Linked DNA regions of Homo sapiens: region 1 is linked to region 2. The links are chromatin contacts, found by Hi-C or POLR2A ChIA-PET in ENCODE. All regions are on one chromosome and are shown on one strand. The core of a region is the stretch at or near the end of the contact, and the rest is flanking DNA. Distances in the headings are between cores, read along the strand shown.

What was found. Hi-C counts contacts between places; a loop is a spot of excess contacts on that map. ChIA-PET counts read pairs that join two places held with the same protein, here RNA polymerase II (POLR2A). Pooled maps may share reads with other maps.
Region 1: a loop to region 2 is called in a pooled map, with 2.1 times the contacts of the local background. The contact joins two enhancer-like sites. A Hi-C loop is called at or near these places in 4 of 168 maps with a recorded cell type or tissue (astrocyte of the cerebellum, heart right ventricle, pancreas and 1 more), 4 of 37 single-sample maps with no recorded cell type and 8 of 50 pooled maps. POLR2A ChIA-PET finds 5 or more read pairs at or near these places in 9 of 52 experiments (A673, BJ, H1 and 6 more).

The regions. Positions count from the first base shown.
Region 1 is chr11:64,055,741-64,059,793 of GRCh38, reverse strand. The region is part of intron 3 of MACROD1 (mono-ADP ribosylhydrolase 1); the gene reads left to right. All of the region lies in intron 1 of FLRT1 (fibronectin leucine rich transmembrane protein 1), which reads right to left. Among named protein-coding and RNA genes, the nearest start is that of FLRT1, 22 kb to the right of the region's middle. RefSeq lists an enhancer at 66-784 and a silencer at 722-904. Within about 2 kb of position 1,772, at least 3 of the 41 ENCODE cell types and tissues checked have a DNase peak (open chromatin) inside an H3K27ac peak, as active enhancers do.
Region 2 is chr11:64,016,151-64,020,692 of GRCh38, reverse strand. All of the region lies in intron 3 of MACROD1 (mono-ADP ribosylhydrolase 1), which reads left to right. Among named protein-coding and RNA genes, the nearest start is that of FLRT1, 18 kb to the left of the region's middle. Within about 2 kb of position 1,437, at least 3 of the 41 ENCODE cell types and tissues checked have a DNase peak (open chromatin) inside an H3K27ac peak, as active enhancers do.

The DNA.
Region 1 (4,053 bases), core at 523-3,022, 39 kb before region 2:
TTAACTGAGAAACTCAGGAGAGGGAATAGACCCGGACTCAGAGGGGAAGGCCTGCGTTTGCCTCAGCTGGGAGTAGCTGAGTGACCTGCCCCTCTCTGTGCCTAGGCCTCAGTTTCCCCATCTGCACCACTGCAGGGCTGGACTTTTCTGGCCCACCATCCATCCAAGAGTCCAGGTACCCCGAGACCCCTGCGGAGGCACACACACCTTCCAGCCTCTGAGATGCCTGTTCCCCAGATGAGGGTGGAAGTACCCTGCAGGCAGGGATGGCCTGGGGGGCCTGGGTACCCAGGGTCAGCCTGTGGAAGGGCATGGGATGCCCTCTCAGAACAGGTGGGCCCACGCTTCCCTGTCCAGCCTCCAACCCTGGGGGGACATCTCTTCCCACCCCCACTACAGGGAGCAGGGCAGCCTGCTGGGCTGCGAGCCTCTTGGGATAAGCCCGCAACGCCTCCCATGTCGGTGGCTACACGCATCCACCTTCAGTGGAGCCAGGACCCGCAAGACCCTCTTCACAGGGCGGCACCTCTCACCTGCTTCTCCCCTTTCCCCGCTCGGCAAGAGGAATCTGGAGCCAGCCTTTGCCCCCTTTAGACAGGCTGCCCCTCCTACTGCTCCCCAAGTCTGTCCTCTGGGGGAAACACAGAAGAGGAAGAGAAGGACCAGGGGCTGTTCCGTCCTTTCAGCACTGGTCAAATTTCCATGTGAGCCTCAGTTTCCCCCAGTGCAAATTGGGTGCCCATCCTCACTCCATCCAAAGAGCATCAGGCACTCCTCAGCCCATCCAGTAGACAGTGAGCCCCTGTTTTGAAGGTAGGGGCAGAGGGGGAAATGGAGCCCTCCCACGGTAGCCTGGGTCCATGTGTCACTCACCCCCACCTCCAGCTGTGCCTGGGTGTGGCCCAGGCCAGAGTGAAGATGGAAGCTCCCCTATCACTGGTCCTACCCCCCCTTGCCGGCTGCCCTCTTCACGCCCTCCCACCCGTCAGAGAGGATCCAGGCCCTGGCCGATGACAGAGGAATCGTCTGGCCACCCTAGAAGCTGCCGCTGGCAAGCAGGAGGCGAGGTAATTGGCATCGCTGGCCAGGGAGCAGGAAATGAGCGGTTGCAGCCGGCGTGGAGCGGGAAGCTGTTCAGTGTCATGGGCCTTATCTGGGAACAGGCTGCCCAATTACAGGGCCGTGCCCGCTGCACCCGGCAGCTGCCGGCTCCTCCACCACCCCCTCTTCAGTGTCCTCGTGGCATCTCCCAGGCCTGGGCATCTGCTGCCCCTTCCAAAAGGCATGAGGCAGCTGCCTGGGAAAAGGCCTGACCTGCTCTTCGCCCACCCAGGTGGCAGCTACAGGTGCCCCCTCGTCAGGCCTGGCATACAGGGGAGGACCCCCCCCCAAGCCCTCCTCACCTGCAGGTGACTGTCCAGACTAAGCCCTGCCTGGGCTGCCTCCTCTAAGCGTCAGCCTTCGGATGGGGGCTGAGATGGGCACCAAGGAGCACAGCAGAGCCGACAGTAGTCCCCAACTGCTCATCCGAGAGCACCCTCGGGGCAGGAGCAGGTTACCCTGCTCAGATGCCCACCTCTCTACCAGCCCCAGAAAGAGAGGATTAGTCATTTCGTGGGTGGACAGCATTCCACCGTCTATCCCAGAAACACAGTCGCTGGGGGCTGCAGTAAGGTGTCATGGATTAGGAAAATAGGCCTGTAATGGGTTCGCAATTGTTCCTAGCGCAGCCCAGTGTCGCAGATTACATTGCGCATTACTCAGTGGCTCACAGATGGTGGCAGGCCAGCTGTCCCAGGAGGCTGAGCACAAGGTGGGGTGGCAGTGGCAGCGTTGTCTTGGGAGCCCAGGGGTGGCACAGTGGAAAGAAAACTGGCTTTGGGGTTGCACCCACATGAGTTCAAATCCTGTGACCTCACGAATTCGTGCCTCGGTTTCCACAACTGTAAAGTGGAAAGGGGTGCTGCTGCCTGCTGGACCCGCGAACATGCCCAGCACCAAGTACAGAGTAAGCGCTCAACAAGTGGCTGTCCCCTTCCTCCTCCTGGGCCATGTCAGGCACCCCTTTGTGGGAAGGTCTCCCTCAGGTCTGGGTACAGATAGAGTGGGGGAGCAGACACCCTGGGGACCCTGTAGCCCCCTCTCCTGACCTTGATCTTCAAGGGGTCCAGGCCCTTGGGTGTAGGTCCTGCTCGGGCAGTGACCAGCCAGATGGCCTCAGGATGCCAGCCCCTCTCTCATCTGTAAAATGGGCGTGGCAGCTGTTTGGCCTGGAGAGCTGGGCTTGCCTCCACGCCAGCCTTCCTGGCTGGCTGGGGCTTCCTGAGGGGAGGGACTGGGTCTGGCCTCTCTCTGTCCTCAGAACTGGCATGAGCTGGCACCATGTGGGTCACTCCCCATGAGGTTTTAAATCTGCCTTGGTAGGTGAAACTGTTCACCGAGCAAGAGCTGTGCACATACAGGGTGGATGAGGGGTCCCTGCGGCCTGAGCAGAGGGACCCCACCTGCTCTCAGTCTGCAGGGAGGAACCACCAATGGGCTGTCCCGTCCCCTACGTTCAGCCCCCAGCCAAGCTGGTCCCAGAGGCTGCCCTTTCTCCCAGCCTTATAAACACGGGGCTGGCTGTGGCCTAAAGTGGCACAGGGGCACCCGGGTCCAGCAAGCACTTAGGGAGCCGATGAACACACAGGAAGCCCTGTTTCGTGAGAGCTGGTGCGACGCAGGCTGGCCTGCAGGGAGGCCTGGAGCCTGGGAGCCCAGGGCAGGCTTGCTTAGGGGGGTGACACGGGCGCAGAAGCTGAAAGGAAGGGCCAAGGCTGTACCCGGGCTGGGTGGGGAAGCTGGGAGCAAAGGAGGGGCTGTCCTGTGGCAGTGTCAGCCCGATGGGTGCAGACCAGCTCCGACCCTGGTACCTTGGGTCTAGGGAGTGTAGATGAGTTTAGAAGGCAGAGTGGAGGTCATCCCAGGGGGTGGGACAGGCCTTGCACCAGCCAGAACCCTTCCTTCAGCCCAGGGTTCGCACTACCCCATCCCACACCAAGGGGTCCCCAGGATGGGCCTCACACCCCTGCCGGGTTCTCTGCTGTCCCCTATGAGTGCTGCTGGTGGGCACAGCCCCGGGTGGTGCCTGTCCCCTGTGACCTGTCGGCCATGTTTCTCCATCACAACCAGCCCTGGCTGCTGCCATCCGGACTCAGGGCTGGCCACCCTGGCCGCAGCCTTTGGGGCATGAGGTTTGGGCCAGGCCCCCGGCTGTTGCCTACAGATGGAGACCCAGGCTCCGTCTCTCCGTCCGTCTGTCTTCTCTCTAGTACAGCCTCCTGTTCCCGCAGCTGCTCCCCCTTCCTCCCCACCCTCCTCCCCTCAGGCAGCCTGGTTGGGCTGTGGGTGTAAATTTCCACTAGGAGAGGGGGCCTGTTCATTCTGGCACTGAAGCAGAGCCTGGGCGGGGAGTGGCGGGGTAGCGGGAGGAGCAGGAAGCAAAACGTGTAGGGGCTGCAGCAGGGACCCTGGAGACAGGCTGAGGCCTAGCTCCCTCAGCCTCTCCCATGGGCCCACCTGCTGCAGCTCCTCCAGGGAAGCCAAATGGGCAAAGACACCCAGGCATTTTTGCCTGCACAGCCCAAAAGATGGGAGCAAAGTGGGCGGGGGTCCCAACTGCCGGGGCTGCTTATTGCCGGGGGTGGAGCAGACTCCAAGCTCCCTTCCTCCTCCTGTCTGAATACAGCCTCCTGCCAACCCTGGCCCACAGGGAGGACAAACTGTGCTCCCATTCTGTGGACAGGAGGCCTGAGGCCCAGAGGACCGACAGCGCGTCCCTCCCAGGAGCTCCCCGGGTGCTGATACGGCTGTCGGCTGCAGGCAGCATGGCATCTGTCCCTCACCTGCTGTGCCCTGCCTGCCAAAAGCCCTGGAAGGACAATAGCAGACCCAAGAGTCACCGGCCTGGCCTGGTGCTAAGAATGGTACCCAGAAAGAGGCTGAATCCCACAAACCAGCATCCTCTGTATGAAAGGGGAAACTGAGGCAGTGCAGAGGAGCAGGGAATCCCCC
Region 2 (4,542 bases), core at 188-2,687:
GTGATTCATGGCCCCCCCAGGAGAGCATCACCGGGGGCCAGGAGACCTGAGGAGGTGGCAGATGATGAGGGTCTCCTCCAGGCAGAGGGGCCATGGCAGAGTCTATGAAAAGGGTCTGGGGCTGGAGAGCATGGGGCAAGTTTGAGGACCATATGTACGGCAGAGGGAGAGGAGAAGGGGAGGAGATGGTCGATGGGGCCTGGGGGTCTGCAAGGAGCCAGTCTTTATCCTAAGAGCAAAGGGATTTCTCATTTCTCACTAAGGCTCCCAAGTCCCCCAGGGTTCCCTACTGGGAGGGTTTTCATAGGGCAGCTGGGGCAAAATAGGAGATTTTACCTCCTCTCCAAATGTACATTGTGAGAGGATCACTTTCCGTGTCTCAGCGTCCTCATCTGTAAAACAGGTCTGTAAACACGTCTTCCAGACAGGGAAAGGATTAAATGAGCTGTGCATGCACCAAGCTTACCCAGCCTGGGCCCAGGCATTCCACCTTGTTGGTCCCTTTCCTCCATAAAACATATCTTAAATTATATTTTATGACTTGGTTAGCATCAAGACAAATGTATTAATATTATATCTGATAACATTGTCTTTGACCTAAAAGTTCATTGTTTTCTTCTGATTTTAAAAGAACTGCAACATCTTTGTGGGCCCCTAAAAGTGTCATGGGCCCTAAGCACGTGTCTACTGTGCCCAGCAGGGAGGCTGGCCCTGCCTGGGCCCTAGGAGGCTGGCGCTGCCCTCTCAGTGAGGTGTTGGCTGGTAGGGTGCCCTCATCATGCACGTCCCCGTGCCCCTCCCTCCATGCCTTTCCTTCTTATCCTTCAAGCCTCAGCTCAAATGCCACCTCCTCCGAGAAGCCTTCCCAGTCTGCAGACTTCAGTAGATCCCACACGCCCCCATTCCCCTCGCCACAGCATTTAGCACGCCCGGGGCAGCTCTCAAGCCTGCTCCCAGCTACCCCTCCGGTCAGGACTGGAAGCTTCCAAGGCCCAGGGACTCCATACTGTTCTTTTCTCTGTGCCTGCTGCCCAGCACAACCCTGGCACCCAACTGGCACTGAATTCAAATGTTTTGTGTGGAGCATGGAGGAGGGGCCGGGTGCCACCTGTGCCTCGGGCCTCCTGTGACCTGTCGTTTCTGAGCACTCAGGTCTGGCCCTCTCCCTTTCGCTGGACAGCGGCCACCTGCTAGCCTCTAACTAGGCTGGGAGCAGGGGCACAAACTGGGGAGCTACTGCACCTGCCCTCAGGGACAGCAAGTGCTGGGGCAGAGGAGGGCCGGGAGGAGGGGTGTGTGGGAGTCGGAGACTGAGGTTTCCAGGCCCCCAGTCCCCAGGGACCGCCAGCAGCGGACAGAGGACTTGGCAGTGACTGGCATTGAGGGGTGCCACCCCAAGGTCACAGGCGCAGCACCGGGCTCAGAGCCAGTTAATCAAGTCCCAGGGAGCATGGCGCAGGCATGTCCTCGGGCGGGGGGAACCCGATGGGGCCGGGCCACCTCGGCCTGCAGTGGGGGCCTACAGGTGACTCCAAGAGCAGACCACAGACTAGGGCACTCCACAGCCTCCAGGGTGTGCTTGCTGCCGGGAGGCCCCGCCCCCACCCAGAGCCAAAGCGAACTGTGCCGCTCCAAGCTCCCAGGTCCAGGCTCGGGTCCCCCACTCAGCCCCACATGGCGTTCAAAGGCCCCTGTTTGCTGGGAGCAGGTCTGGGTCCCTTGGGTGGGGCTGGATCATGAGCCCCAGCTTGGACTCGCAGTCCAGTGCCCATCCCCCACCTCACACAGCCACTGCCCGCCTGAAGCCACCACGCCTTCAGCAAGAAGAGCCCTTTGAGGTGGGCATGTTGGGGGTCAAGAAAAGGAGCTGTGACAACCAGTGCTCCTGGGCCCACCTGCATCTCCCCCAGTCCCCGGGTACTCTGTGAGCCTCAGTTTCCTCCTCTGGAAACTGGGTTGATGACTTGTTGTGTAAGGACCAGAGCCTCCCAGCAAACTGAGGGGGGTGGTGCAGTAGAGAGGGGACTTAGAGGCTCAAGCCGGTGGCCAGGAACTAGCTGAGGTGAAAAGGGCCGGCCACAGGCCAAGATGTTGGGGTGCACGGAGGCCTGAGGAGCAGGGAGACCTGAGAGGCCCTGCCCTGGGCTGGGCGGGCTGGGTGGCCACACCCAGAAGCCTGTCTGTTGGCATTGGCTGGCACAGCCTCCCTAGGCTCTTCTCTGCAAGCCTCCGGGCCATTCCCCTGCACAGCCTGGCCCAGCTCTCCGGCCTTGGAGGCAGCTTTATGGGGGAACCATGTGGCTTGGTGTCGAGGCCCAGGGGCCAGAACGGGGGCCCAGGGAAAGGAGGAGCTGAGGAACTGGGTCCCAGCCACCAGGTTGGCCACCTGACCCCCAGAGCCCCCCCACCCGTGGGACGTCAGGCACAGGGGGCTAGAGAAGGGGGCACAGTAGACTGGCCTCCCGGGGCACCCACTGTGCGTGGGTGGCCTGGGACCAGGTCCTCCGTGCATCCAAGTCTGAGCCCCCAGCACTGGGCCGCAGCCACTCTCCTGCCTGTGGCAAATCCCATCTCCTGGCCTGGCCTCCCCCAGCTCCACCCAGCAAAGTCTTCCCTCTGCCCCCAGCTCACCCCCTCCTCAGGCTCTGGCCGGGTTGGCGTCAGGTCAGTTCACCCCACTCACCTTGCCGGGTGCAGTGCAGGCCACACACAGTGGAGTTTGGGGGCGCCAGGTGGGCAGGGGAATGGCATCACCTTCCCACAGGGGACTGCAGAACAGCAGGTCAGCAACCCTCCCCTACCACCCCTTCGAGGCTCGCTGCCAACCTATTTGGCACAGTGCCCTCTTTGAGCAGGAGCCAGCTCATTTGTGGCCGGTGTTAATTAAGAGAGAGAGGTGATGGGGGGAGGTGGGGGGGTCCCGAGGAGGGCAGCTGCCGACCGCTGCCAGGACTGCCCAGGCCAAGGGGCCTGGAGCTGGACCGAGACCTGAGATGCCCCCTCCTCCCTCGCTGGCTCTGGGGTGGCACTGCCCAGATGCCCAGCCCTCGCCTCTGCAGCTGGACCTGCTGGGGTGGGGAGTGGGTGGAGGCTGCATCTGGGGCTTGCGGGGTACTCTGCCTGGTTTCGAGAAGGCAAGCCCCACCCCTGGCCAGGGAAAGGCAGTCCCTCTGACCGACCCTCAGACAGTGTCCCTGGGGTCAGCTGGCTTCGTGGCTTGGCTTTGGAGTCAGACAGACTCTTCCAATTCTGCTGCTGCCACCCCATGACTGAAGCTCCCTAAGCCTCAGTCTCCTTCTCTGTAAAATGGGAACCATCGCACCTCCCTTGTGGCTTTGTTATGATAATAAATGGGCCCATCTGTGCCCAGCACCCCGTCTACACCCAGCAAATAGTCTTGGTCAGCAGAAATGTACATTCATGCCCAGGCGCGGTGGCTCACACCTGTAATCCCAGCACTTTGGGAGGCCGTGGCGGGTGGATCACTTGAGGTCAGGAGTACGATACCAGCTTGACCAACATGGTGAAAACCAGTCTCTACCAAAAATACAAAAAATTAGCCGGGTGTGGTGGCGCATGCCTGTAGTCCCAGCTACTCAGGAGGCTGAGGCAGGAGAATCACTTGAACCTGGGAGGTGGAGGTTGCAGCGAGCCGAGATGGTGCCACTGCACTCCAGCCTGGGCCACAGAGCCAGACTCCATCTCAAAAAGAAAGAAAGAAAGAAAGAAAGAAATGTGCATTTGTGGGCACAGGCCCCACCCAGAGTCACTGGGGGGCCCGCCCCTCTGCAGCCTGTCCTGGGCCAGCCTGGGCACCCCATTGTGGTCCGTGTCCTGCTCTCCCTCCAGCTCCAGCTCCGGCTTCGGCTCATGCTCCCACTGCCTCGCTGGCACCACTCAGCTCACCTCCCCCTCACTTCCCGCGGCCCCCACCCCTGCTTTGGGAGCGCCCAGCCGCTCCTCGCCTCTCCATCTTAATTAGCTGCTTGTATTAATCTCGCAAGTAACATGGCAACTTGCAGCCCTGGGTTTTTGGGCGGTGGAATTAATTATTCCCCAAGCGAAGAGCTGTCAGCTCTGGGAGACCAGCCACTCGGAGCCGCCCGACACCACTTAGCAGCGTCCATGCCGTCCTCACGGCATCTTGGGCCTGCAGCCTGGCCACCCAGCTCAGCTCTGTGTCCCCTCATCCTTTCTACAGAAAGGGCTGCAATGGTCTGGGCAGATGGGGTGGGTAGCAAAGCTGTGTGCAGAGCTGAAGGCCCTGTCTGGGAGCCAGGACTCCTCGGCAGAGGGGCGGGCGCAGCTGGCCTCCCACCTGGGCAGCATCTGGGCCTGGGCGGCACCTGCCTGGCCTCACCCGCTGCTTTCCCTGATGAGCTCTGGCAGTTACCACGGACGCAGGCTGCGGATCGGGGCTGGAGCCCAGGCTGGGGGCAGTGCTGGCATGCACAGCTCTGGCATTCCTACAGAGAGGGGCTGCCAGCCTCACTTTGCCCCCGTGTCAGCTGCATGGTGGCGAGGGGCAGCCGATCGGACAGA